Linked DNA regions of Homo sapiens: region 1 is linked to region 2. Evidence: chromatin loops called from intact Hi-C (ENCODE). Cell type or tissue: heart left ventricle. All regions are shown on one strand. Links, peaks and the distances in the headings refer to the core of each region. The heading gives the core; the rest is flanking DNA. Region 1 overlaps RASAL2 (RAS protein activator like 2). Region 2 overlaps RASAL2 (RAS protein activator like 2).

Region 1 (15,775 bases), core at 8,154-10,653, 70 kb after region 2:
AATGGCATGAACCCAGGAGGCGGAGCTTGCAGTGAGCAGATATCCCGCCATTGCACTCCAGCCTGGGCAAAAGAGCGAGACTCCATCTCAAAGAAAAAAAAAAAAACCTCAAAAATCAAGGTTATTCACAATATTAATGAACAAAAAAGAAAAACCATACGGTCTTCTCCATAGATACAGGAAATGCATTTGACAAAAATCCAACATCCACTTCTAATTTAAAATTTAAAAAAGCTCTCAGAAACTAAAAATAGGAGGGAACATCTTTAAACTAATAAAGGAGATCTGTATTTTTTAACAAACAACAAAAAAACCTAAGGCTAACATCATACTTAAATGGCAAAAGACTGACTGCTTTTTACCTACGATCAGGTTGATGGCAAGGATGTCTACTCTCACCACTTCATTAAACATTATACTGGAAGTTCTAGCCAATGTAATCAAGCAAGAAATAAAAGGTATCCTGATTACAAAAAGAAGTAATCTATCTTTATTTGCAGACAATATGATCCTCCATTTAGAAAAGCCAATGGAATCCACAAAAAACAAAACAAAACAAAAAAAAACACTAGAAATAATAAATGAGTTTAGCAAGGTTGCAGGGTACAAGATAAAAAATGTAAAAAATTATTGTATGCCTATATACTAGCAACAAATAATTGGAAATTTAAAAATTTAAACCATACATTTATAATATTATCAAAAATTATGAAATACTTAAAGGTAAATCCAACAAAAGATGTATCAGATCTATATACTGAAATCTTTGTAGTAAAAAATCAAAGACAAACCACATGAAGAAATGTATTGTGCTCCCAGATTGAAAGACTTAATATTGTTAAGATAGTAACTCTCCCCAAAATTGATCTATAGATTTAACACAATCCCAATCAAAATCTTGCAGGCTTTTTTTCTGTAAAAGTGACAAAGTGATTCTAAAATTTCCGCCCAGGTGTGGTGGCTCACAGCTATAATCCCAGCACGTTTGGAGGCGAAGGTTGGGGGATTGCTTGAGGCCAGGAGTTTCAGACCAGCCTGGGCAATACAGCAAGACTCTGCCTCTACACACACACACACACACACACACACACACACACACACACACACACACACACACTCGCAGGCATGCATGCCCACACACATACACATACACAAAATCAGCCTGGTATGGTGATGCATGCCTGCAGTCCTAGCTACTAAGGAATCTGAGGTGGGAAGATTGCTTGAGCCCAGGAGTTCAAAGCTACAGTAATGATCACACAACTGAGCTCCAGCCTGGGTGACAGAACAAGACCTATGGGCATGCAAATGATCTAGAGTAGTCAAAGTAACTTTGAAAAAAAAAAAGTCAGGGTTGTATATCTCACCTCAATTTATCATTAATCTATAGTAATCAAAACAGTATGCTTGTAAATCAAGATAGACAACAGACCGATGGAATTGAATAGTCCAGATATAAACCCACACATATATTACATTTTCAACAAAGATACAAAGGCACCTGAGTGCTCAAAGGATAGTTTTTTCAACAAATGGTGCTATTTGATATCCATTTAAAAAAAGAAGAATTTCAATTCTTATTCTTTACCACACACAAAAATACAATCAAAATGGATGATAGGACAAAAACTATAAAACTTTCAATGAAAAAAATAGAAGAAAATCTTTGTGAAATTGGGCTAGACCATGATTTCTTTTTTTTCTTTTTTTTCTTTTACTATTATACTTTAAGTTTTAGGGTACATGTGCACATTGTGCAGGTTAGTTACATATGTATACATGTGCCATGCTGGTGTGCTGCACCCACTAACTCGTCATCTAGCATTAGGTATATCTCCCAAAGCTATCCCTCCCCCCTCCTCCCTCCCCCCACCCCACAACAGTCCCCAGAGTGTGATGTTCCCCTTCCTGTGTCCATGTGATCTCATTGTTCAATTCCCACCTATGAGTGAGAATATGCAGTGTTTGGTTTTTTGTTCTTGCGATAGTTTACTGAGAATGATGATTTCCAATTTCATCCACGTCCCTACAAAGGACATGAACTCATCATTTTTCATGATTTCTTTTTTCCTTTTTTTTGAGATGGAGTCTCGCTCTGTCACCCAGGCGGGAGTGCAGTGTCGCGATCCTGGCTCACTGCAACCTCCACCTCCCGGGTTCAAGCAATTCTCCTGCCTCAGCCTCCTGAGTAGTTGAGATTACAGGCACACACCACCACGCCCAGCTAACTTTTGTATTTTTAGTAGAGACGGGGTTTCACCATATTAGTCAGGCTGGTCTCGAACTCCTGACCTCGTGATCCACCCGCCTTGGCCTCCCAAAGTGCTAGGATTACAGGCATGAGCCACCGTGCCCAGCTGACAATGATTTCTTAAATAAAATAGCAAAAGTACAATCCACGAAAGCAAAAGAAAATAGGGATAAATCAACCTCATCAAAATTAAGAATTTTAATTCTTTGAAAGGTTTAAGAGAATAAGACCAGCCACAGAATGAGGAAAAAATAATTACAGATCACATATCTGACAAAGGACATATCCAAAATATATGAGGACTTCATACAATAAATAAGAAAAAATCAATTTTAAAATTGACAAAAGAGGCCAGGAGCGGTAGCTCACATCTGTAATTCCAGCACTTTGGGAGGTGGAGGCAGGCAGATCACCTGAGGTCAGGAGTTCAAGACCAGCCTGGCCAACATGGTGAAACTCTGTCTCTACAAAAATACAAAAATTAGCCAGGCATGATGGCAGGTGCCTGTAATCCCAGCTACTCGGGAGGCTGAGGTGGGAGAATCGCTTGAACCCGGGAGGCGGAGGTTGCAGTGAGCTGAAATCATGCCATCGCACTACAACCTGGGTGACAAAGCAAGACTCCATCTTAAAACAAAATAAAATAAAATAGACAAAAGATTGAACATTTTACTAAAGATACATGAATATCCAATAAGCATATGAAAAGCTGCTCAACATTATTAGTCATTGAATAAATTGAAACCACAATGGCTATCACTGCACACCTCTTGAAATGGCTAAAATTAAGTATTGATGAGGATGTGGAAATGGAACTTACATACACTGCTGGTAGGAAAACATGGAAATGGAACCTACGTACACTGCTGGTAGGAAAATGTGATAATGGAACCTGCCACACACTGCTAGTGGGAAAACGGTACAACCACTTAGGAAAACAATTCAGCAGTTTCTTAAAATATTAAACAAGGTCAGGCATGGTGGCTCATGCACGTAATCCTAGCACTTTGGGAGGCCAAGGCAGGAGGATCACTTGAGCCCAGGAGTTTGAGATAAGCCTGGGCAACATGGCAAAACCCTGTCTCTACAAAAAAATACAAATTAGCCAGGTGTGGTGGTGTGCGCAAAGACTAGTACACAAATGTTCACAACAACTTTATCTGTCATAGTCAAAAACTAAAAACAACTCAAATGTTCATCAAAAGGCGAGCTGGCAAACAATTGTAGAATATCGATGGGATACTATCAGCAATACAAAGGAATTAACTATTGATACATGCAACAACATGGATGAATCTCAAAATATGCTGAAAGAAGCCAAACAAAAAATTAGTATATATCATACAATTCCACTTACAGTTGACCTTCCATAAATTCCACATCCATGGATTGAACCAACTGCAAATCAAAAATATTCCGTAAAAAGAAAAAAACACAACTATAAAAAATGTAGAATACAAATTTTAAAAAACAATACAGTATGGCCGGGTGCAGTGGCTCAATCCTGTAATCCCAGCAAATCCCAAATTTGGGAGGCTGAGGCAGACGGATTGCCTGAGCTCAGGAGTTCGAGATCAGCCTGGGAAACATGGTGAAACCCCATCTCTACTAAAAATACAAAAAATTAGCCAGGCATAGTAGTGTGTGCCTTAATCCCAGCTACTCAGGAGGCTGAGGCATGAGAATACCTTGAACCTGGAAGGTGGAGTTTGCAGTATACATACATATATATATATATATGTATACACTATATATAGTGTATATAGTGTATATATACAGTATATATAGCATATATATACTACATATGCTATATATACTATATATACACTGTATATATAGTATATATAGCATATATATACACTATATATGCTATATATACTATATATACACTGTATAAATATAGTATAAAAACTATTCACATAGAATTTACATTGTATTAGCTATTTTATGTAATCTAGGAATGGTTTAAAGTATATGGAAGGATAAGCCTAAACTATATGCAAATAGAATGCCATTTTATATATGGAACTTCAGCATCTGAGGATTTTGGTATCTGTTGGGACCCTGGAACCAATCCCCTGGTAAATAATGAGGGATTAATGTCCATAAAATTCTTGAAAATCCAAACTAATCTATACAGATAGAAAGCAGATTAGTAGCTGTCTAGTGTTAGGCTGGGGAAAGGGGGGAATTACAAAGGGATGCAAAGAAACTTTTTAGACAAAGTAAGTGTTCATTTTCTTGCTTGTGGTAATGGTTTCATGGTTACTTATTTCAAATACATCAAATTACACTTTAAAGATGTGTAGTTTGTTGTTGCAATTTTCTTATTGAATCCGGTTTTTCGTTTGTTTGCTTTAGAGATGGTGTCTCACTCTGTAGCTCAGGCTGAAGTGTAGTAGCAGGATCACAGTTCACTGTAGACTTGAACTCCTGGGTTTAAGCAATCCTCCTGCTTCAGCCTCCCAAGTAGCTAGGACTACAAGTGCGGGCCACAACACCTGGCTAATTTATTTTTTGTAGAGGCAGGTTTTCACTATGTTGCCCAGGCTGGTCTCCAACTCCTGGCCTCAAGAGATTCTCCCACCTTAGCCTCCCAAAACACCAGGATTATAGACGTCAGCCAACCATGCCTCGCCTAAATCTGGTTTCTAAAAAGATATATGAATTGGTCAGAATGAAATACTGTAATTCACTTCCCATTGCTAAACTGGCCAAAACAGAATCACAGATTTTTAAGAACTGCAACCTATTTGTAAGAAATGGAGTTAAATTTCAAAACTGATTCACAGTTTTGTGTGTATGAATCATACTTTAAGTTTCTGAGTCCTTGAAATACAAACCCTGGGATATAAATTATGAATTATAAAGCATATGTACCATAAGTATAGTCAGGCTCAAGAGGAACTTAGAGAAAGAGAACTAGGCTCACTAGGAGCCCACAGTGTTCCTGAGCTTTTAGAAAAGAACATGTGAAGGTGAGTAGAGAAGCATGCACCTATAATCCCAGCTCCCTGGGAGACTGAGGCAAGAGAATTCCTTGACTTCAGGAGTTTAAGACCAGCCTGGGCAAAACAGTAAGACCCTCATCTAGGAAAAAAAAACAAAACAAAAAACTGTGAATTCTATCAATGTCCTAAAATATCTCCTGTAGGGCTAAGCTCTGAGCAATGTTTTAACTGACCTGCTTCTGTGAAAGTGAATTCTCTTTCCTAGAATTACTAATATTAAAGTAGAGAGCCACCTGAATAAATCCTGGAGTAAATAAAGCTATGTCCCAGATGAATACAACTTGTGGTTCTTAAGATTGTGTGATTTCTTAACTATCAGTAGTCTCACTGGCTTGATCAAACATAAGTAATAGGCATAGAAAGACATGCTTTTATAGAAAAAAAGTCCATATTTTATATTACTGCTAAAAATACATGAATTTTAGAGAGCTAACAGACTTTAACCTTTTTTAAATACAAAACTATTCAAATGGCTCACCCACATAGAGCTTCCTCATGTTATCTACGGTTAATAAAACTTATACAACTCGATGAAAATATTCTGTAAATTATGACATCCAAAGCGTATCAAGCATAACAATGTCATTATTTTATAGTCATGGTGCTAATATAAAACTCACAGGTAAACTACAGGATTGGGATACAAATTAACAAACATCATACTGAATACTTTTTATAATAACTATTTGCATTCTTTATTTGTGAGAAGTCAAATTATATAGTGATTAAGAGCACAGATTTGAGAGGAACTGTCTAGATTCAAATCCCGCATCAGCCACTTGCTTTCTGTATAATGTTGGACAAGTTCCTCTACATCTTTATGCCTCTAATTCCTCATCTATAAAATGAGAAAAACAATAGTATTTACCTGATAGTGTAGTTATAAAGATTAAATAAGTTAACAGGCATAAAGCACTTAGAACTGTGCCAGGTTCACAGCAAACACTCAACAAGTTTTCTCATTATCATCATTATCATCATGCTCATGACTGTCACAGTTACCAGAGTTAAGATTAATATGTAGAATAATTAACACCATCAGTGACAATCTAAAAAATACCAATACATCTACTGAGAATTCATGCAAAAAAGAGGACTTGAATAGACATGTCTCCAAAGAAGATATACAAATGGCCAATAAGCAATAAAAATATGCTCAATATCATTAATCATTATGTAAATACAAATAAAAACCACAATGGGATATCACTTCACACCTACTAGGATGGTTAAACCAAAAATGAATAATAAATGTTGGTAAGGAAGTGGAGTAACTGGAACCCTCGTGCATTGCTGGTAAGGATGTAAAAGGGTACATACAGCTGCTGTACCAAAACAGTCTGGCAGTTTCTCAAAAGGCTAAACATAGAACAACCATACACCCAGCATTTCCACCCCTAGGTATATAAGAATGGAAAGCAGAGACTCAAACAGATATTTGTATACCAAAGCTCATAGCAGCATTATTCAAAACAGACAAAATGTGGAAACAACCCAAATGTCCATCAACAAATGAATGGATAAAAAATATAGTTTATACATACAATGGAATATTTATTTAGCCATAAAAAATGAAATTTTTATACATGTTACAAGAATGGACCTTGAAGCCATTATGCTTAGTGAATAAGTCAGACACAGGAGGACAAATGTATGATTTCACCTATATGAGGTACCTAGAATAGGCAAATTCAGGGAGACAGAAAGAATAGAGGTTACCAGCTGCTAAGAGGAGGGGAAAGGGAGAGTCATTGTTTAATGGGAAGTTTGAAGATGATGAAAACATTTGGGGTATAGGTAGTGGTGATGGTTACACAACATTATGAATGTATTTAATATCATTAAATTGTATACTTATTAAATATAGCAAACTTAAAATGAAAATTTGCTATATTTACCATAATAAAAAAAACACAAAATAATTTATTGGTTACTCTATCTAGCATCCTCACTTTTATTCCTGCAGTTCACCAAAGAACTCAATATCTGTTACTATCCACATGGGTCTCAAAGAGGCAGAGAAGATAGGATAAGACATACTGTTAAATTCTAAGACAACTTAGAAAAGCACAAAAATGCTTGTAATACATTTTAACACAAATATGTTAAAACAGTAAATGTGAACTTCAATAATAGAGGGTAATATTTCAAAAGAAACTACTGGATTGGGAGTCAAATAGTAATCATCTCACATCACCAAGAATCGTTAGGAGTCACTAACTTTTTCACAATTATTTCCCTGATAAAATGGAGAAATGACTTATCATGTTTAATAAGTTTGTTGACAGAAAAAAATGCAAGGTTTTTCAAGATTGTAGGGAAAAAGCAACTCTGTAAAAACATATAATTTCATACAATATGCTCACAGGTAAACAGAATAATATTACTGGATATATATGAGGAAATTTATTATGCTAGTTAAGCTACAGGAAAAGAAAGATGATCAGCTAATAGATATTACAAAGTCAAGCCTCTCTCAAGGTGACACTCTGGCATGACAATCTCAGTATAGACCAAAACTACAACCTAAAATGCAAATAACTGAAAATGTTCTCTTAAGCTTATTTTGGTTGAACTTGCAAAAGAATGACTGAAGACTTTCTGACCTGAACAAAACAGGAAGAAATCGACTGTATCTGGGGTATCTTTCTATTTCAATAGAAATCACCATATGATACCATTTTTTCTTAATCATGTTATCAAGCTAGATTCAAAAACAGGAATATAAATTTTATTTTCTATAAAAAGGAAAACCATGAAGTCTTTATAAAACTAGACAACATTAAAAGCAAAGTCATTGTTTTAGACATTACAACATATCTTTCGTTACTTGGTAGCTACTGTACTGACCATCTTATTCAAGGTCCATACGTTGATACAGAGTAATCAGCAACCACTTGGACAAAAAGCAGCCATTTCAAAATAGGAACATGCAACAGAAAGGCCTTGGGTTTCCTCACTCAAGGGCAGTCTTGAAATTTACAAATACACATAAAGTTGTACACAGTCAAGCCTAAGGGAACCATGGAGGGAAATCTAGGAATTGTGGATATGCTATACTTCAGCACAAACTGGAACATGCAAATATAGATTATAGCCAGGCAAAGAGATTTTTTATGCTGTCAGTCACTACCCTGGAGATAGTGTACATGCTATCCTTTTTGGAAAATTATTACATAAAATATGACATTAAAAAAATTTCATTACAAGAACAGAAAAACAAAACAAGAATAATCTTCACCTTGTCAGTGTATCCCTCAGAGCAACAGAGTTATAGATTAACTCCTAACAATAATGTTGTCATCTACAGCGATTTCATGTTTCCATGAACTAAATTAGTAAAATGCTTTAAAACTACAATTGATTTTTACTGAGTTCAAAAAGAAAACGTGGCTGGGTACAGCAGCTCATGCCTATAATCACAGCACTTTGGAAGGCTGGGGCAAGAGGATTGCTTGAGCTTAGAAGTTCAAAACCAGCCTGGGCAACACAGTGAGACCTCGTCTCTACAAAAAGTAAACAAAAAACTAGCTGGGCGCAGTGGTGCACACCTGAAGTAGCACCTACTTGGTGGGAGGATCCCTTGAGCCTGGGAGGTCCAGGCTACAGTGAGCCAAGATAGAGCCACAGCACTCCAGCCTGAGTGACAGAACAAGACTCCGTCTCAAAAAAAAAAAAAAGAACCCCAAAAAACAAAAAGAGAATGTGTCTAGTAATTTCATACACTTCAAAAACTGACAAAAATACTGCCATACTTTCCCACTGTATCATATCCTTCATATGTCTTCATTATTTAGTACTTATTTATGGAGCAAGATATTTGCATATTCTATCCTGCCCGAATTAAACAAATTTTCCTACAAACCTCCAGAGTATTAACTGGATAAGGGATTATTTTTTCATTTCACTTTCAAACTACTTTAAGTCATTGTTAAAAGTTAAAAACAGTTTGTTCTTTTTCTAAGTTTGCTCCTTTCTGGCCTAGCAAGACAAGCTTATGCTTATGTATTACATGCTAAACAGCTAAATGGTAAAAGAAAATTTGGTTAACTTTGTTAACGGTCTATATAAAATATGATTTTTTCCATAGTCTTATTCCTATTCCTGCCATTATTTTTTCTGAAGAAAAGATTTTAAATTACTTTAATCATTAATATTAGTTCTTGTTGCCATTACTTGGATTTGGCTTTGTTTAACATTATGAAAAACTTTCCTCAGAACATACCTAAATTAATCCCATGCTATAAAACTGGGTCATTAACACAGTATTATATAAGACATACAACTCAATCACTCATCCAGGTAAAACTAAATGAAACTATATTCAAATCATGTTCAAAATAACTTTCATGAATGTCAACTCCTTCTAGCTGAGATAAAAGTTACCAACTGTGTGCTTCTTAGAATACCTAAAACATATGTCTGCATCAAGTTATTTCAGTTGGAGGGTCTGACATAATACAAGTAAGGTCACGGTCATGGATTTGACCTTTAGCAGACCAATTGCTTTGAGTCTATACTCCCGCCCTTCCCTCATTCACTTGGAAATATGCCATTAATAAAAAGGAGTACCATTTAAACAACAACTAAGTTTTTGAAGGACAGTCTTAAAGGCATAAAGACTCAAGGCATTTAATATGTGCTAAGTAACGTTTAAGGTATTATATAAAATTTATGTAAAAAGATTTTAATACATTGAAAGTAGCAACACAGCAGTAGAACTTAAAATTATGAGCCATATTTCACATACTAGAGGCAGGAATTACTTTCCAGGAAGGTTTCACCAATTTCGCACTAAATCTCAGGCCTTTAAAAACATTTCATACTCTTCTAGGAATTCAGCATAAGAAAACATTCAGAAGTTTGGATCAAAGATTTGTGCACAAAGACAAATCAGTAAAGTGTTAAACTTTTTGAAAAATGTTAACATCTAAAATAGAATAATGGTTAAATAATGTTAGTCATTAAAAATTGTATTTTCATATTATAAAGTCTCAACAATAAAGCTGTGTGATACTGGCACATGAATATAAACAGACCAATAGAACAGAATAGAAAATCTTGAAATAACCCAAAATATAAATGGCAATCTTGTATAGAATAAAGAAGTCTTCTTAAATCAGTGCGAAAAAGCTGGTTTCTTCAACAAATGATGGTAGGACAACTGGAAAGCCATCTTTCAAAAAATGAAATTGGATCCATATCTCATATTTAATACCAGACTGGATTAAAGATTTGAATGTAAAAAATAAAACCAACGAAGTACTAGATAAACCAAGAGAGAATTATTTCATAACCTCAGAACAGGAAAGCCCACTCTTTTTTTTGTCCCCCAAGGGTATTTAGGTACTTAGTGTATGTAGAGGGGGAAAAAAAAAGAATGGGCTTTCCTATTCTGAGGTTACAAAATAAAGGTCCAGAGAACTCCCAGGAAAGCCCATTCTAACATAAAATACATTCTGACATAAAACCAAAAAGCCATAAAAGAAAAATCCGATACATTCAATTGTGTAAGAATCATTTCTTCATAAGGGTGGGGGGAATACCATAAGAAAAATGAAAATACTGGCAACTGTTGCAGATAAAGGGTTCTTTACTTAAATACTAAGAGTTCCTTAGTATGCTTTGCTTAATATACTAATAGTTCCTACAAATCACTAAGAAAAAGATCCAAGAACCCAATAAAAATGGGCAAAAGGTATGTACAGTTCACAGAAAAGGTTATATTTAAATGACTCTTAAAAATGAAAAGATGTTCAATCACACTTAATGTAAAAGATATTAAAAAAAATTAAATTAAGACACCATTTTTACCTTTCAGATTGTCTGATCCAAAATTTCGTGATAATTCATTATGTGTGGGGAGACAGGCACTCTCATATATTGCGGGCGAAGTACAGACAGGTAGGGCAATTTGGCAATATCTTTCAAAATTACAAATACACGTACCTTTGACCTAGCAATTCTATGTATTTTTCTTACAGATATGCTCATACACAAGCAAAATGGCTTATACTCAAGATCATTCACTGCAAAATCACTTGAACTAGCAAAACTTGGGGAATAATTAAATGAGTTATGATTAATTCAGGCATTATGCAGCCATAAAAAGAATGAGGTACCTCTTTACAAAATGAAAGGAAAATATATCTGAGATACATTAATAAGTGAGGGGCGGGGGGAAGAAAGAAGAAGCAATCTCAAAGTGCAGATAAAAATCAGTTCTAATGGGTTATCATACGTGTAAAAATAGAGAAAAATGCATATATACAGTAAAAACCTATGATATCATTTCAGATATAAAGCAATTTACCGGCTCCAGACCCCCAGAACTCATGGCCAACTTCATTTGCAGGTTTGTTCTGGTCATTTCACTAACCTCACAGAAATATAACCCTGAATTTTTTGTAAACTAGATTTCTTGGATCCCACTTATGGCAGGATTTTTACATATCTATCTATCTCTACATTTGCTTCTATGCACGTGGAATAGGTATGGAAAGATACATAACAATTTCAAGTATTTATTGATTGGGAAGAGGGACCATGCCTGCCAGATGGCAAGTTGTAGAGGCAGGGAGGAAGAGTAAGAGAGAGCTCATGGAATATCTTTTTATACTCTGAATTTTGGAACAAAGGAATATATTACCTATTTTTTAAAATAAATAACATATTTAAAAAAATGTGTTAATGTTTTCAATAACATGAGAAAATACACTTAAGAGAAAAAAAGTAGAATGTAAAATATATGCAGTTTGATACCAAATATGTATTAATACAAAAAAATCTGTACACAAAAAAGACTGGAATAAAACACAATAAAATATTAAAAGAATAATTATCTCAGCCAGGTGTGGTAGCACACTCCTGTAGTCCCAGTTATTCGGGAGGCTGAGGTGGAAGGATCCCCTGAACCCAGGCAATGGATAATATGTAAGCTATGATTGCGCCACTGCACTCCAACCTGGGCATGAGCTATGATTGCGCCACTGCACTCCAACCTTGGCAACAGAATGAGACCCCGTCTCTAAAATATAATATTTAAAAAAAAATGATAGTTATCTCTAAGAGGTAGAATTACAAATGATTTTAATTTTGGCTTTTCCTAAAATTCTAATTCTTTATGTTAAGCACAAATTATATTCATAATCAGAAAAAGGGTATTAATTTTTAATGACAGGAATCAGAGGTTAGAAATTCAAGTGGAAGGTACAAAGTTATTAGGTATTATTCAGGGTTCTAAGCATCATATATGAAATTCAAATTTCCTTCAGACATCACTTCCAATCACAGCACCAAAAAAAGTATGCATAATAAGCTTAGGAAAAATATGAAAAAAAAAATCTCATCTGTCCTCTGGTCTATCTCTTAAGGATTACTATGAAATTATTTTCATCCTCCTACTTTATGGATGTTTTGTCCATTTTTGTTTTCTGTTACCTAGGTAATGGTATTTCCAGCATTTCCCTTAAAAGACTGTGAAACTAACAATCTGGTATTTCTCACTGTCGAGTTTTCCTGACCTTCAGCTTTGAGAGGCCATCTCCCTAAGGGAAGGCAGCAAGATCTAGAAGCTAAATCAGGAGGCTAAGGAATCTGAGGTTAAGAGTTCCAATCCTGACAAACTGTGGAGTCTGTCTCCAATTTTGGGAATAAGCTAAACTTCCTGAGCCAGTTTCTTCAATGAGAAAACCTAAAGGATTGCTTTGAAAAATATCAAAAACTATTGACTTTAAGGTTTCATTTTAACTTTTCAGACTACTCTTCCGAATTTTGTTATCTTATCTATGTTGAATGTTTTCCCCTCACTAAATTTTCACTCTCTCAATCAATATCTATAAGTATTACCAATCCCTTAGACTCAGGGATGGAGGTAAGGGGTACTTTTAGAAAGTCTGCTACAAGTGACACAATGTGAATGGAACTCGAGCAATGTTGAAGATAATTTATGGAGGGGTAAAAATACAATCAGGATCTAAACTGAACCCTTATGAGCAAAGCCAACAAAGACAATTAATTGATGTTACTAACACCTGGTAAGGGAAGGTAAAATTCAGACAGCTCATATCTGAACCCAGCTGTAGAGATTAGGAAAGTGATAACTTCTGTATCATAGTCTAGCAAATGAAATGTTTTTATGCCTTTAAGGGTTCAATTTTTATTTCTTTTGTTTACTGTATACTCACTAACACCACTGCACTGGGCCTCAAGACTTCTCTTTTCCCTTCTACTTGTGAACCACATTACTTCTTGATGGGCTGCCCTCTCACTATAAAATAAACTACATGAAATTTGCAAAAGGGTTTTCTACATGCTAGCCTTAAGAAGTACTTGACAGCCTTTGGGAAGAAAGGTGTTTTTACAAACATCAGACAGCAATTATCCCTCTACCAAGATAGGGTGAAGCAATTTTAGCAGTGCCCTTAGCACACTTCAAACTCCTCCTCCTGGTTAACAAGACCAAACAACTCTCTAGTTAGTTAAAAGTTTTTCCAATAGGGAGGGACAAGGGAGCAAACAGCTGAAGTTTTTCTGAATTAACTGTCATTAGTTGAATGCTTTTTTGTGGTTCACCTACTTAAAAGGTGATCAAATCACTTTGTGCTACTGAAGAAAGCAACTGCAAAGAACAATTACATAAACCCTCTATTTCAACTTACCTCATCCTTCCTTCTAATGAAACAAAGGATCCGAAACCACTACCTTGCCACCATTTCCTTAATAATCTTGGTAAAGCCTACTATGTCATGTGAATCTCTTTTCTTTTTCTTAGCAAACCACAGAAATTTCACTCACTATAGTAGGAAACACAACTGTACAACTTTTTTTTTTTTTTTTTATTTGAGACTGAGTCTCGCTCTGTTGCCCAGGCTGGAGTGCAGTGGCACGATCTCAGCTAGCTGCAACCTCTCCCTCCTGGGCTCAAGCGATTCTCGTGCCTCAGCATCCCGAGTAGCTGGGATTACAGATGTGCCACCATGCCCTGCTAATTTTTTTTTTTTTTTGTATTTATAGTAGAGACAAGGTTTCACCATGTTGGCCAGGCTGGTCTCAAACTCCTTACCTCAGGTGATCCGCCCACCTTGGCCTCCTAAAGTGCTGGAATTATGGGCATAAGCCACCGCGCCCGGCCCATTTTTAAAAATGTGTTCAGTAAATGTTATTATCTGAAAAAGATAAAGGATATCCACACAAACTATTCTTAAAGAGGGGTGTTCTAGAACTTTGTATTATTTATGTCTGAAGATTTGTACAGATCCTCAATTCCATATCTGCAATTCCTAAATCAAAAAAGCTCTGAAAAGCAAAAGACTGTATGCAACTTTTCTGGCAGTAAAGTCTGACCTGCACTGACATAAGGCTATTTATAGTCTTTATACCACTTGGTATGATTTTGTTTTTTTTTTGAGATAGTCTCACTCTGTCACCCAGGCTGCAGTGCAACGGTGGAATCACAGCTCACTGCAATCTCCCCCTCCCTGGTTCAAGCGATTCTCCTGCCTCAGCCTCCCAAGTAGCTGGGATTACAGGTGCATGCCACCACACCCGGCTAATTTCTTTGTACTTTAGTAGAAACGGGGTTTCACCATGTTGGCCAGGCTGGTCTTGAACTCCTGACCTCAAGTGATCCACCTGCCTCGGCCTCCCAAAGTGCTGGGATTACAGGCGTGAGCCACCACGCCCGGCCTATTCACTTGTTTAACTGCAGAAATATTAACATAACTGTCTAGTCCAAATGGTTTTGGAAAAGAGATTGTGGATGTATAATTCTATTCCTTAAAAATATTTTCACTGTTTGAAAATCAAATAGCAGTGAACCAACATGATAGAGGGTAGAACAATACTAAGATGTTATAAATGAAACTATCACCTACATTAATAGAGCACACAATTTAAATAAGACATACAAATTTTCTCTCAAAAGAAGAAAAAAGGGGGCTATTTAAAGTCACTTAAACAGTACATGCCTAGGCATTCTTAGAAGTTCTCTCTGATTTCAATGAAAAACTGTCTATTCTTAATGTGTTTTAATGTATTTGGAAATCATTGGAAACTAATACATCAACAAGCCTATGCCACATCCTAAGTATTGAACTCAAGCTTAAGATTCCAAAAATTTCTAAAATATGACTACTCAGGTGTAAAGATTCAATTAACAGTACCTGAGGAAATTAAGACATTTAAGGAACATGAACATGTTTGGGGATGTATTTTATACACACTCACTGATTTTCTTCTAGCCATACTAGTTGCAACATTTTAAATAAATTTAGAGACATAACCTCTAGAAACGTAACTTTTAAAAATCTCATCCTGTGTCTTAATTGGTGAGGCGTAAGCAGTATCATATAATACAACCAGATATGACTTCTGTCTCATCAGCTCATATTCACTTCTTGAATATGAACTTCTATTAATTCTTACCGAATTCCCACTGCCACATTTCTGGAATTATAAGGTACTTAATGAAGTATGATTAATTCCCTTTTTCTTCTGTTTGCTTAAATAGTAC
Region 2 (15,775 bases), core at 4,854-7,353:
TAATGGTTAATATTGTTTCATTAAGTATGATGAATGTACCATATTAATAAGGATGTTAATATAAGTAATAGGGAAATTGGGTGTGAAGCATATGGGAACTCTGTACCATCTTGGTGATTTTTCTATAAATCAAAAACTATTCTATCATTAATATTTATTTTTAAATATCATAAAAACGTTAGTAACACAAAAAGCTGGTTCTTTGAAAAGATTAATAAAACTGAAAAATCTTTAGCCAGATTAATCAAGGAAAAAAGAGACAAGCTACAAAGTATCAATATCATAAATGAAATGGGGACATTACTACAGATTCCATAAACACTAAAAGGATAAGAAAATGTTATGAATAGCATTATGTCATTAGGTCGAACAACTTAGAAGAAATGTGTATCTGTTTCTTATGTGATATGAAACCTGAGAAGCAGAATTAAATTTCAGTGGTTTCTTCTCCCCAGCTTCAATTATGTCTTTGGCTATTTGTATACAGAATAAATTGTGGGTTTTTTTTTTTAAGTAAAGTAACTTTTCAGGATTATTATAGTATTTTGTGCATAAAAATTCTAGATACTACTAGCTGAGAGGCTAATTAAAAATTGTGGTTAGAGTCGCAATAATGCCTTTTCTTCTTTCTCAGAATCGTGTGTGTGTGTGTGTGTGTGTGTGTGTGAGACAGTCTCGCTCCATCACCCAGGCTTGAATGCAGTGCTGTGATCGCAGCTCACTGAAACCTCCACCTTCCAGGCTCAAGCGATTCTCTCACGTCAGCCTCCTGAGAAGCTGGCACTATAGGCGCGCCATCATACTAGGCTACTTTTTGTGGGTTTTTTTTTTTTTTTTTTTTTTTTGGTAGAGATGAGGTTTCACCATGTTGCCCAGGCTGGTTTTGAATTCCTGGACTCAAGCGATCCATCCACCTGCCTTGGCGTCTCAAAGTGCAGGTATAACAGGAATGAGCCACCATGCCCAGCCTCTTAGTATCATATTTTAGTATCAGATTAATTTTGCAAGAATGGTAAAGGGAAAGATTTCTAAAATTAATAATGCATTGTCTTCCCTGTGTGTCCTGCTACTTAGCTCAACTGTGACTATATGCCTTATGAAAGAAGCTAAGTATCATTAAGATAACTCAAAACATTTCAGTAAAATACACGACCTTTATGTGACTGGTTATAAACATATGGAAAGACTTTTTAATCTGAAACCTTATGTATCTCAAAGCTACATACAACGACAGGATTATACTGTAGATTAGAGAATCCAGATTAATAAGTATTTCATAATCAAACTCTAAAAAATTCCAGTGAACGATCTTTCATTCCAGATGTCCTCTGGAACTAGCTTCCTCTCCCCTTGTTATTTATAACAACAAGAAATTTTGTAAACGTTGAATGTACAATGGCATAGTTGGCTTTTTTACCCTCAGAAAATTATGGTTATTTTCTATTTCGTACGAACAAGATTGTTATTTATTATCTAGATTAGCTACTTTGTTGAGCTGCTTTGTGTGTAGCAGTGTGGTCATTAGTTGAAGTTGTATGAATGACAGTGATAAGAATAGATCATCAGTTGCAGGAAGCTTGTCAAAACACAATTCCCCTTAAGTTGTGGTAGCCATTATTATCATTTCTATATACTAGGTGTCCTCTTGAAAGTGACAAAAACACAGCCGACTGCTGCCATTTTGATAAAACTTGTGTTATCACTTTATAAGACTTGTTTTTCTTCTTCCACCTCCAAACGATCTACATCAGTTGCTCTCAATCTTCAATCTAAAAGCTCCTTTCTTCCTCCCTCAACTTTGCTCACTACCTGTCCTCTCTCCTTTCTCTTACCCTCTCTATCTCCTCTACCTCTTTCTTCCCTTCTCAAGTTGAAGAGGTGGACTCTTCGCTACTCTTTTATCCAGTAAAGAAAAGGAGTATTGTGGAAAAAGCACAGTCTTTAGAATTATTAGACTGATACAAGTGTGAATGTTGGCATTATCAAAGAAAAGTTACTTCATTTTTATGTGCCTCAGTCAGTGGTGTTTCAGAACCAGATCACACTGGCTGGAGAACCAATTGTGCTCATCTCTTCTTCCCAAATCCCCTTCACTGACTTCAGGCTGGTAGCTTGAAATCAGCCATAACAGGAATATTTACACCACAGAAATCAGCAAACACTACAAATCAGAACTTTTACCCCAAAGAACTAGTTTTTAAAACATTCACCAACACATCATCAGCTTCAGTTTCCACCTCTCTCAAACAGGACTAATAACACCAACCCTGCAAATATGTTGTAAGGACTTCAAATAATATCAGTAAAACACCTAGCAAAATTCTAGTCACATAAAAGGCACTTAGTATGTGGTATATAGCAAAAAGTTATGGTACTATAAATGAAATCTGGCTATATGAAAGTAGAGCATAAATAATAAGTAATGCAGTCATTCATGTATAAGTATAATAAAGCAATTGAACTTTAGTAGAGGTGCCGGGTCCTTTAGGATTTTTAAATGAAAAGAATTAATACAGAATTCCATATACTTTTCCTCAATTAATGAGAACAATCTTCTTTTTGCATCTTCTCCTATTTTCCAGGTTTCTTTTTAATTATGATCTCTTGTGTTCAAGTTGTCAGCCACTACTACATATCCCATAAAAACAAACTGTTTGAGTACTAGTAGCTGGCACGAATTCAGAAAAGCACAAGCACTGGAAAAAGCACTGCGAAGGAGAAATCATACATATAGGTAACTTAGTATATAATTTAGTAATATATGTTTGAGGCTTTCACAATTCTTTAAGGTTTCAGAAATTTGAGCAAAATCCCTCAACTATAATTTATGTGTAATAAATTGACTTGCAATATCTCATATAAAAAAGATTACATGGAGGCTTCCAAAGTATCTCAGAGGAAAAAAATAGTTACGAATCTGTCTAGAAATATATTATTTTTCCTCCCTTCACTAAGTAATGATTTGAATGATTTTTTTTTACCTTGGCCCCCATAAATGAATGTGAGGTCTTCATTTCAGATTATCATCATGTTGCTAACATCACATAAATGAAATAAATTATTTAAGTAATTTTTAAATTTTCAAGCTCTTTGTTTTAAGTTGGTACACACATTTCCCACTTAGGCCCTCATATCCCTCATATCCTCTGATGCTGATTTATTATTCCTATTGAATTTTTTTATGGTGATCTTACGTCTAAATGTTTGGACTAGTGTTAAGAAGCACTCAAACTGCATTTTTATTAATGACACAAGTCTTATGATAACTGATGATTCTAAACTCAATTCAGTAAGCAACACTCAATACGAAATTTGAAAACTATAATCACAAAAGAGAAATAACCCCTACAATATGGAGATTCAAGTTTCTCCACTGAATAGTTTGAAACTTTATCAAGAGGGGAAATGCTTTTCTAGTCTAAAACATAATTGTAATGTAGGGCATTATCCATTATTAATTACAAAAACTATTTACAGAACGTTTCAGAATTATCATGTTCTATAGTCATTTAAGTTAGTTATTTATACTATAGTTGTAGGTCTACCCCTTGCCTGCCTCTCTGGAATCATCTTACACTGCCTAGGCTCCTTACTTTCCTGGCTCAGCATTATCCCCTTCCTTCAGTTTTTCTAATACATCATCCTTCTTCATTCCATGGGGACCTTCCCATGCTATTCCCTCAAAATGGAATGTTCTTCCAGTGCTTTTTCCACTTTAATCCCAACTCAAAGATCAATTCCTCAGAGAAGTCTTCCTGTATTTCCCAGTGAAGGTACTGTTCCTTTTTAATATATTTTTTCTATTAGAAGCATGTTTCTTTCCTTTACAGTACTTACTAGTTTATATTTATGCATTTGTCTGTTTAACCTAAACTTCAGGCTCCTTGAGAGCAAGAACCTTGTCAATCCCTGCTTACCATTATTACATCAGCAAGTAGCATGGTCTCTGGCACATAGTAAGTGAATATTTAATGAATTATATACATAGATTACTACAAATTAAGCTGCAAGGTATATAAATCAACATCAGATGCAATTCAAGATCACAGCATAATTGCTGAATCCCAAGTAACACTGATCCAGATAACTTAAGATCATACTGAAACCTACAGCAACCATTCGAAAGTATTAAACTCCAAACACGTAATTCAGGCCTTATGTTTTTCCAAACAGCATGGCAATTTTAATTCTCAGGCAGTATCACACACTTAATTCATGGTACTATTCTCACAACTATTCATGTTACCCACTGTTCCTTTAAACAACTAAAGAAAATATTCAGCTGAAGACTATTCTGGAACTAGCAAAATTTAGACTAATTTTCTGTATAAAGAATCCCTGAAATAGAATCCCTGAAATAGAATTTTGAAATTGCACCTGATAGCCAGGCATGGTGCTCACGCCTGTAATCCCAGCTCTTTGGGAGGCTGTGGTGGGAGGATAGTTTTAGGCCAACAGTTCAAGATCAGCCTAGGCAACATAGTGAAACCCTGTCTCTACAAAATGATAAAAAAAGAATTAGCCAGGCATGGTGGCACACGCCTGTAGTCTCAGCTACTCAGGAGGCTAAGCTGGGAGGATCACTTGAGCACGGGAGTTTGAGGTTACAGTGAGCTATGATCACGCCAATGCACTCCAGCCTGGAGGAATGAGGGAGGGAGTCTCTCTGTCTGTCTGTCTCTCTCTCTCTCTCCCTCTTTCTCAAAAAAAAAAAAATGCAACAAATATGGCTTAACATACAGTTACTAATTCTGATGAGTTGGTTATGTCTGTCCAAAGCAAGTATTAAGAAGATTCTGAGGCTGCGTCTAAGCTCGGTGAAAGAGAACTATGAGAATGGGAGAAAACATCTGCAAGCTATGCATCTGACAAACAACTAATATCCAGTATCTACAAACAACTTGAATCAGCAAGGAAAAAAAAAAATCCCATCAAAAAGTGGGCAAATGACAGGAACAGACATTTCTCAAAAGAAGATATACAAATGGTCAAGAAACATGAAAAAATGCTCAACATCAGGGAAATGCAATTTAAAACCACAAGGAGATATCACCTTATTCCTGCAATAATGGCCACGCAAGAATGGCCACAACTAGAGTCAAAAAACAACAGATGTTGGCATGGATGTGGTGACAGGGGAATGCTTATACACTGCTGGTTGGAATGTAAATTAGTAGTACAACCTCTATGGTAAACAGTATGGAGATTTCTTAAAGAACTAAAAGTAGATCTACCATTCCATCCAGCAATAGCATTAACTGGGTATCTACCCAAAGGAAAGGAAGTCATTACATCAAAAGACACCTGTATATGTATGTTTATTGTTGTATAATTCACAATTGCAAAGACATGGAACTAACCTAAGTGCCCATCAACCAATAAGTGAATAAAGAAAATGTGGTATACATACACCATGGAATACTACTCTGCCATTAAAACAACGACAACAACAAAATAATGTCTTTTGCAACAACTTGGATGAAACTGGAGAAAATTATTTTAAGTAAAGTTAACTCAGGGATGGAAAACCAAATACCATATGTTCTCTCTTATAACTGGGACCTAAACAATGGGTACACAAAGGCATTCACAGTGATATATAATGGACTTTGGAAACTCAGAAGGCGGAGGTTGGGAGTGGGGTGAGAGACAAAAAAAAAAACCTACATATAGGGTACAATGTACACCACTTGGGTGATGGGTACACTAAAATCTCAGACTTCACCACTATACAATTCATCTATATAACCAAAAACCACTTGTACACTAAAAGCTGTTGAAATTTTAAAAAGTTTAAAAGAAGTAAATTAAGTAAATTAAATAAGTACGTTTAATTGGTGAAAAAAGGGCATAGTTATCACACACACACACACACACACACACACACACACACGTAACCATGTATATACACAGAATATTTCTGGATGGATACAGTTCCAACAGTTGTTAGTTCTGGGAGAGTCCTGTGAAATTTGGAAGTCTAGGTTAGAAGACGTAGATCTCCCTTTCATCATAAACCCTTGCAGGTATCACAATGTTTTCTACTCTCATATACGACTTTTCCCCCCAAAAAAGTTAATAAAAATGTTCAAAGTTAAATTAACAGCATTAATCATTCCCATAACTTAACTATAAGGGAAAAAAACACATGTCAAAATCATGGCAATGAAAGGGACCTAAGATAATACTTTCCTATTTTATTAATGAGAAAACTAAAATAGTTAAGATAATTTTGTTAAGTAGTTAATTCCAAAGGCAATAGTCAATTCAGTGACATTAGTTCTAAAATCTAGGACCTCCTTATTCCCAGTAATCTGCCATGTACTATATGATTCTATCTCATCTTAGTACATTACAGTAAAACTTGTCTAAAAGCTTCTTGCAACCTAGGTAAGCAATACATAGCAATCACAATTTGACAATAATTTACACCAATTTGAAAACAGGTAGCTCACAAGCTGCAATCTGGCAAGGATGATTATTTTTTAAAGCAAGCTCAGGAAAGAGCTGAATTTAGCACATGAAGGAACCAGCTATTGCCTTCAATTGTCCTTGGAAAGTAAATGCCAAAGTCAAAGGGTTCGTGCATGAACACTCTACACTGTTTAAATCCAGAGGCAGAAGCAGGAAGCAGGAAATTAATTAGCCTCTCATTTGTTATCTGTGGCCTTCTTGACTGACCTAATAATAACTCATCTCCAACATTTAGAGAATTTGGTCTAGAAACAGTTTAAACTTCATCTAACCTATGCAACTCATTTTATCAGGTGCCAACCTGATAAGAAAAGTACCCATTAACTCTTCTTCTTCCACAGGATTCTTGCTTAGAAGTGTATATTAGGCCATCACTCAATTTCATGTGTTAGAAAAGTACAGCATTTGTTTCTGCAAAAGTTGATGAAAGCTTTTTAAATTTTCCAGCTTAACAGAGTGGAAACCGTATTACCATGCAAACTTTAATCTTGGACAGTAAATAAAAAATGACAAATATTGAAAGAAGTCTGAACCCAACTCCCAAATAATTAGGATATAGAAAGACATAAGATGAGGGACACAGATATAGTATTCTAAAATGACTACTAGGAAAAGAGCTATAAGACCTAAATTAAGCATTTAGAGAAAGGTATAAGAATATTGCTGACATTTTCCAAGGACAGAAAAAAAATTATATGCTAATACGTTTTTCATATCATACTAAATTATTAGGGGACAAAATTTCTTCTTGAAAACTTTTTAGAATAAGTAACAAGCAAAAGGAAGAGGCTGCATCAACTAAGTAAAATCTGTCCTAATGTCACTGCCTCACTTAAAAGTAATTTTCATAGAGTATGAATCATAGTCTTAAATATGGAAATAACTAATAGTGGGGAGGGGGGAATTAAGGAGAAAAGTCTTGATTACAATATGAACTTTTTTAAAAAAAAAAAAAGCTTGTTTTTCATAACTGATATCCTGGAAAGCTTTACCCAACCATTAAAATTCCTCTCTTGTCATGTGAAAGGATAAAGACCCAATGACAATATGTTAGCTTTCCTTCTGCACTTTAATGCCACAGTTTCAAAAAAATCTACATTTTTCAAAAATGGATTTCAGGATTTGAATCCTTACTTCTAGGAAAAAGGAAAGAAGTAGTGGTAAAGGTAAGGCTACTCGAATCTTAGTCAATCTCAGGGTGTGCCACTAAGGTTCACAGAAACAGAACAGGTTCCTTCCATACCTGTTAGACTCCATCATGACCTTAGGCACTTCTTTACAGATCTACTGAAAATCATCTCCCCAGAAAAATGTACCCAAGAACATACATACGAAATGTGTAATTTCAGGGAATACCCAAACACCAAATTAGGACCTTTGCCCTAAAAAGGAACAACAGGTATACACACTTTCCACCAAGGCAAATGCTATATTTAGATGTACATTACAATGTGATGGTGGCCTTTTATGTTTCATTTATTCTGTGCATTCTATGACAAAGGCCATTATCTCAGGAAACATGAATACCAAGAACAGACCACACTGCCTTACTGGAGACACACTGGACTGTTAAAACTATTTTCCCATTGATCATTCCTCCAGGGCAGTGGTTCAAAATAGGGGCTATGCACCCCCGTAGGTGGCACATTGGAATTTGTGTGTATTTGGTTACTACAGTAACTAGAGGTTGCTATGGAAATGCAGAGTTCTCTCCTCCCCACAACACTGGGGAGGAAGGGATGGAGAAATGGACACGTATGTTAGAATGGAATGCATGGATATTCCCACAAAGTGACAAACGTCCAACCACACATGCACATAGGTGAAAATCCATTTATAATTATCTAAGCCTGAAACTGAAATCTGTTTTACACATAAATATAAGATATTTTTACACAATTTTAAGACACACTGAATTTCTAGGAATGCAATTACCAGGTAAATAGATGAAGTCTGTATTTTGTTTTGTTTGGAACTTTACCAAGGTTGTTGACCTTTTTGAAAAATCATGTCACCAATGACAACACTATTTGTGGTATTTGAGCTGCCAATGAAACATACCTTTATTAATCTGCATTTGGAAATACTGCAATTATGATGATTCTACACATAGGTGCAAGGACTTCACTATCTCATTATGTCTCCTAGTGTATATGCTTAAGTGTTTACATACTGAAATACAAATTATTTTATTCTAAATTATTTTCCTTATTATTTCTCATTTATATTACTTAGGTATTACTATATAATCACTTTTGACTTATGTTCAGGTGATTTTCACTATATGTCAATTTTACTTCAGGATAGGCTAAAGAGAGCATCACAAAATATTTGCTACAACAAGCGGGCAATAGGTCTGATAGGATTGAGAACCACTGATCTAGGGATAACAATATTAGATTTAAATGAAAAACCTGTTAAACATCTTTACAAACAGAATATTCAATGGTAGCTTACAGGATTAATTTGTAGAATATTTTTATCTATCTCATTATGCTAGGGGCTGGGATTACAGCCAGCTTCTCTACTGAGACCACCACCATTTCTACACATTATTTAGGCCACAGTCAGAGGCAGCCATTCCCCTCACATTAACCTTTGACAAACTATTATCTGGGCCAATTTGTAGATATAATTGATTTTACAAAACAATGTGAAAAAGATGGCATGGTAAAATGGTATGAAGGACTTGCAAATTCATGAAATAGACATGTCTTTCATCTCCTATTAATTTTTCATGGACAACCTCTCCAAACAGGTAACAGTCAATAACAGTTTCAAACTTAGGCCTTGTCCTGGCCCAAGGTTTGAAAAGGACTATCAATGAATGAATGAATGGAAGGAAAGGAAGAACAGAGAGAGAAAAAAGGAAAGGGAAACGTTGGTAAGGCAACATATGAAATAGAGCATGAAAAAGCTCTCCAGGAACATATCAAGTTTATATACCCATAAACTTATTAATTCAAAACATATTAGCCATGATAAATCCTTTTGAAAATACTTGAATGACAGACCCAAGTAAGAAGGCAAATTTGTAGAGATGGTTACTCATGGTATATTCCCATAAGAGACTGCCAAACAGAAAGCAATGAAAATTTGGGAAGGTTACTACTCCTAACACTTTAGTCTTAAATCTCTCTCCTCCAACCTCATCCCTTAGGCCAAAGCTTCATAAAACATCTCCAAATAGGCCACCTCATTAAAATAGCTTATATTAAGTACTGGATAAAGAACTTTGCCACAGAAACTATTTATAACCTATTCTCTATAGCAGGAATATAATCCACACCAACCTGTGCACCCCAACTATACAAGTAAAATATTGTCTGAATAGGCTCACTTTCAAAATGGTTAGTCCTTTTTTCCCTCAAAACTACTAACTACTAGGGCTTCAAAAATATGAATTTCCCAATATTTTTAACAGGCAACTCAAGTATCAATTACTTTTATTCTTTTGTGGGGAAAGCTACTCGGAATATATATGACAGTCTGCAGTTAGCCTTTACTCTGTTTACAGGAACCAGTTACTGGTTAAATTGCCTGAACTACTGGTGTCTCTTTCTGAAAACAAAACCAGTACCCTTGTGAAAATAAGAGTGAGCAGGTACAATGTGCTGAGAGATCACATTATTTAAAAGGCCTAATGTTTCATTCCTCTTCTTTTCAACTCATGTCTTAAGGAGTAGAAATTACTTTTGGATGGCACAGACATAATACGGATAAAAATACTCCATACGTTCTGTGGAATTTTCCAAGGAAAACCCACGTGGAATGGTGTATAAGTTTACTGACTGCTGATTAATAATTATTAATTAACTTAAGGACATAAAGACAAGCAAACTTACACTGAATTAAGAGCATATGCCAAGAAATTTAAATGAAATGAATTCGGTGCCCCCATTCAAACCAGCTGAGACAAAGCTTCATAAAAAATAAGTGAGAAATGACAAAGGAAGAAATGAAATCATGAACAACTCAAATCAACAAAACTAAAAAACAAAAAGAACTGATAACTTTAAATAAAAGCACCTGGGCTGGTATGTATGTGCCTCATGTGTGTGACTACATGCATTTATGTTGAATTGCTGATGAATAAATATTTAATATTTAAAACCTAAAGAACTGAAAAAGAGTTATAGATAGATAAGAGCTCATGGATATATAATATATATAAAAAGACCATGAAATATGAATAAATAGAATGTCCTTCAGAGAAAAAGAGCAAATAAAACAACTTTAAGAAATGAACAAAGAACCACCTCCAAGTAAAAACCACCAAAGAATTCCTCTTGAAAAATATGCTATAAAAAGGAGAAAATATTTAAATAGTTATACATATGAATAAATATTAAATAGTTTAATCCCCCTAAAAATTCTGTTTCCAATTACATATTCCCTTGTCTGATTATATATTTTACTACAATGAAAGAATAAACTATGACTTAGCTCTTCCCACATTAGCAGCATCCTCCATTATGCTACTACCAAAATATATATATATAATATATCTTTACATACTTCCTCCAGGAAAAGACCACAGAATTTCTCTATCTCAATTTAGCTAGTGCATGGGACAATTTGCTGTATCTTTATAAATATTAAAATAGGGAGAGGAAACTTTTTTGTCTACTTCACAAATATGTGGTTCTCCAGTCAACAACATATTTCCTATAAATGCAGGTCAAGAATCCACTTTCAAATGTCTTGAATCTTTTTTAGCAACCAAGTAACAGAGAGGATTGCCTATTTTCAATGTATCCTATTAAGAAATAAGGAGCAATTTAAATCAAACAAGAAAAGATAAAATCTAAAATAAATGAGAATGGGGAGGATAGAGAAGGATATAATCATACACTGAAGAAATTAAGTGGAAATAAATGTATTCATAATCACTTAGCCAAACTGTTAATGTTTTAAACCTTCCCATTCTTCCATGATGTGTATTTCTTTAAAGTATAAAATGGAATGTTAAGAAGGCAGCTCTCTGGCAAGTGTAAACACCCTAATAATTTTTACAAGTTGCTTTTTGGTAAGGCCCATACACCTAACTCCACCCTCATTTTAAAACTGTACTGTCACATAATTAAATACCACAGCCTTCATTTTAAAGGCTCTAAATAGAAATGCAACTGTGGTCTACATTCAGAACTCAGCATATGGGTTCTGAAGGATAATTTCAACAATAAATAGAACGGCTGGGAAAGGTACAAACTTGAAAACTGTGAAGAGTACTCTTCAATTAATAAACGTGACACAAGTAGGACCAATAAGACTTCCGCATATCTCTTGGCTTGTACCTCCTCAAAGGATAATGATCTCTTGGACCATTTAATAGTTAGCATCCTTATGACATACCCAAAGGTAAGCAATTAGTGTCAATTGTAATGATTAAAAAGAACATCTTTTAAAAATAAACTCATCTGAGTAAATGAAGCCAGTTGAAAAGTCAACCAGATGTATTTTATATATCTTATCTAAAAGAGATGTAAAAATAAATGAACACTTCCTTGAAATACAATCTTCTAATACGAAGTGTCGCCAAAGATCCCCTGGGGTTTCTCTAAGTTATGTGAATACAACTTGTCAATCATAGAGGGAAGAAAGTAACCACCACAATTAAATAAGACTTGGAAATATTCAAATATAAAGACTATACATTAGGAGTATTTTTTCGTGTACTAGGTAAGTAGGTAGTCATAAAAATGTCAGAAAATTGACAAATGGTACATTTTTAAAGGAAAAGTAGGCAACTATGCATATTAATGTTAAAAAGTTTCATAATCAAAGATTATATCTTCTATTGCTCTCACACAATAAATACTGCCTCAATAAAAGATGAAAACTAAGGATAACTTCATTGATCTTTTTTCATTGTCCGGGACATCTTCAATGTTACATAAAAACAGTTTTGCAGTTAAAAAATGAATAAATCTATACAACTACAATGAACTGGAACATTATCAAATATGTTCAAAAACATATTAAAATTAGACTTTGGTGTATACATAGGAGCTGCAAAACACTCGGTGACAAACTCTAAAATTCCACACAGTAAAGAACAGGAATAAGAGTGGCTATAAAGAGTTCATGCTGTGTGACTCACAACCCACCTCTCATGTGATGGTGCAGACAGTCCCACTGACTGCTGTGAGATTGAACATAAGCCTGTAAGCAAAAGTCTCACAAACACACAGCCCGGTGTGCATTTCAACTAGCCTACAGAGCTAGCAGTGCTATTGTTGAGATTCTGCAGGCCACATAAAGATGGTACATACCACAATTCCAAATTTTAAAATGAGACTTTAGGTCTAGAGAATATCATACTCAAAACAGCAGTGCCCTCATAGATTACCAGTAAAAACTTCTGATTACAAACTTCAAACCTTCATGAAGTACTTTACAAAAAACAATCCTCTAGAAATTAAGCTAAAGGTATAAAACGGAAAAAAAAAGATTTATAGTAGTAATATTTCTGATAAACTTTTCTTCTTGGGGATATGTATCTACATCTTCATATAATATATGTAGTATTTGTGCAGTCATAAAATACTATATTTTCTGGTCTACAGTTTTTTTTTTTTTGGCTTCTCACAGGGTCTAAAATAAGACTAAATCTTAGTTATTTGTGTGTTATCTTCAATTTCAACTTCAATAAATGTTTGTTAAAACTGGGGAGAGTATTTAAGTTTAAAAGTGTACAGGATTTTATAAAGACTAGAACATATGCAGGTGGGTGCTAAAGGAATTTTCTGCCTGTTTTGCCAGAAGCAGGATGCCATCTGCTTGTGCCATGAATCAAGCTAACCCTCAGCAGTTTCCAAAGTTGAGAGGAAAATCTGGTTGTTAGTTAATATTGAAAACACGCTCTAATCCAAGAAGAACTGTTATTTTTGTAAATGCTCTTAGATACAGTTAAAACCTTGCACTCCCCCTTAAAAGCAGTGATCTGTTTATCCTTTCCTCACACAACAACAGTCAATCCTTGAGCAACACAGGTTTTAATCGCACGGGTCCACATACATGTGAGTTTCTTTCAATAAATGTATTTGAAAATTTTTGGAGATTTGTGACAATTTGAAAAAACATGCAGGCAAACCATGTAGCATAGAAATTTAAAAAAAAAGGAAGAAAGAAAAGAAAAAGTTGGGCAAGTCATCAATGGATAAAATATATGTAAATACTAGTTTATTTGTATATTAATCAATCGTTTATGTTATCAGTAAGGCTTCGGGTCAACCGTAGGCTATTAGTAGTTAAGTTTTGGAAGAGACAAAAGTTACATGCAAATTTCTGGCTGCAAGGCAGGGAGTATTATAGACACCCCCATACCCATTTTGTCCAAAGATCAACTGTACTTTAAAAAGAAAAATCAAATTAATGCCAATCTCTTATTTATAAATAGTATTCTCTATTAAGTAACTGAAATTTTATTATTTTGATTCATTATCTGAAAAGTAAGCACAGCTTTATATTTGAAACTATTTCTATCTTGTATACTACAGATATCAACAAATAAGACAAGTAAAATCACTTATATGAAGAAGTTTCACAGTAGCCAATTAGAAATCATAATTCTCTGATTCTGTTACTGCTTTATCTGTCTGTCTCTCTAATTTAAACTTAAAGTCCACAGTCATTATGTGCTGTGTTTAAATAGCATAAGACACAAAACCTAGTGGTTTATGAACACTCTTACTGTACATATTATTAAAGCCTAAAGAAAACTCTGAAAATGGAAAACATCTTGCCAGATCTTGTTACAGGAGGAAAGTCTTATTGGATTTATCAGTTAGGAAATTTTTTGTTTGAACATTTTGAGTAATAACCTTCCTCAGAGTAGGGGCTAGAAAGAACTTTAATAAAACTCTGTGAAAATCCATGTAAATGACTGAAAGTTAACTTAAAAATGACTCCTAATAATTGATTTTTAAAAATTAATTCAGCAGTTTTCCTTTTGAATAAGCATAACAACAGGGGACTTTTAAAACTATATAGAACTTTCAGCCACATCCTAATCACATTAGGCACCTACAACCTAACATAAATTAGGTACCATTTGTCAATTTTCTGACATTTTTATGACTACCTACTTACCTAGTACACGAAAAAATACTCCTAATGTATAGTCTTCATATTTGAATATTTCCAAGTCTTATTTAATTGTGGTGGTTACTCTTTCTCCCCTCTATGATTGACAAGTTGTATTCACACAGCTTAGAAAAACCCCAAGGGATCTTTGGTGACACTACTTATTAGAAGATTGTATTTTGAGGAAGTGTTCATTTATTTTTACATCTCTTTTAGATAAGATATACAAAATATATCTGGTTGACTTTTCAACTGGCTTCATTTACTCACATAAGTTTATTTTTAAAAGATGTTCTTTTTAATCATTATAATTGACACTAATTGCTTACCTTTGGGTATATCATAAGGATGCTAACTATTAAATAGTCCAAGAGATCATTACCCTTTGAGGAGGTACAAGCCAAGAGATATTAGTTCCATGAGGATTTTAGTCCCATGAGGATATCTATCATTTCATAGAAAACTTTCACCTGAAAATTGTTGCCACTTGGATGGCATGCCTTGAATTTTAAGTTAAATGATCACATTAATATTGTGTTACACAGCTATTATTTTCACATTTTGCAACAGTGAGATTGACCACAAACACACAATCCATTTTAAAAAATTCCTCTGACCTCCCTTATTTATAGCACAAGGGACAGGTCTCGTTTTACTTTCAGGAAGCCGGAAACAATCAATTTGGCTTTGGTGAGATGAGGGAACACTTACAGGGAAACTGGGTTTGCTGATACCAGCAGTGAAGGTGGGTAAAGTGGGTTTGGTGAGTATGTATGTGCACATACGTACAAAGATGGGGGGGAAATGCAGCTTATAAATGTAATTCCCGCTATCTACTCATCTATGACTAAAGCCTTTAAAATACACCACCCACCAAGTATTAGGTTTATGTTGGTCATGGTTAAAAGACAGTGAGCAGGGCAACTCTGGACAAGAGACATTAACTTTCTCTGGACCTCAGCTTCTTTATCTGTAAAATTAGCAGTAAGGTCTACTTTAGCTTGTAAGGTTCCTTTCAGTTCTGAAACTCAAACATTCATTGAATATCAATTTTTAGAACATAAAGATGAATAAAACACAGCTCTGGCTCTAAAAGTTGACTCAATAAAAAACTCAATCACCATGTCCACTGTTTCTAAATAAAACATACTGTGTTTGCATTTGTGTGTATATGTGTACATGTATGTGTACAGTCATCCCTTAGCATCCTTAG

Evidence for each region. A loop is a pair of places that touch in the nucleus more often than their neighbours do. Peaks named below come from ENCODE experiments on the same cell type or tissue, not always from the same donor. Only the 100,000 strongest peaks of a DNase experiment are listed, where the experiment ranks them.
Region 1: it touches region 2 in a loop (2.0-fold over the local background); 25 of 110 quality-filtered maps call a loop at or near these places.

What each region holds. Positions count from the first base shown.
Region 1 is chr1:178,098,854-178,114,628 of GRCh38, reverse strand. All of the region lies in intron 1 of RASAL2 (RAS protein activator like 2), which reads right to left. Among named protein-coding and RNA genes, the nearest start is that of RASAL2, 13 kb to the right of the region's middle. In heart left ventricle, for the core only: no CTCF peak of the experiment used is centred there; no DNase peak of the experiment used is centred there.
Region 2 is chr1:178,165,556-178,181,330 of GRCh38, reverse strand. The region is part of intron 1 of RASAL2 (RAS protein activator like 2); the gene reads right to left. Among named protein-coding and RNA genes, the nearest start is that of RASAL2, 79 kb to the right of the region's middle. In heart left ventricle, for the core only: no CTCF peak of the experiment used is centred there; no DNase peak of the experiment used is centred there; H3K27ac peaks cover 882 bases.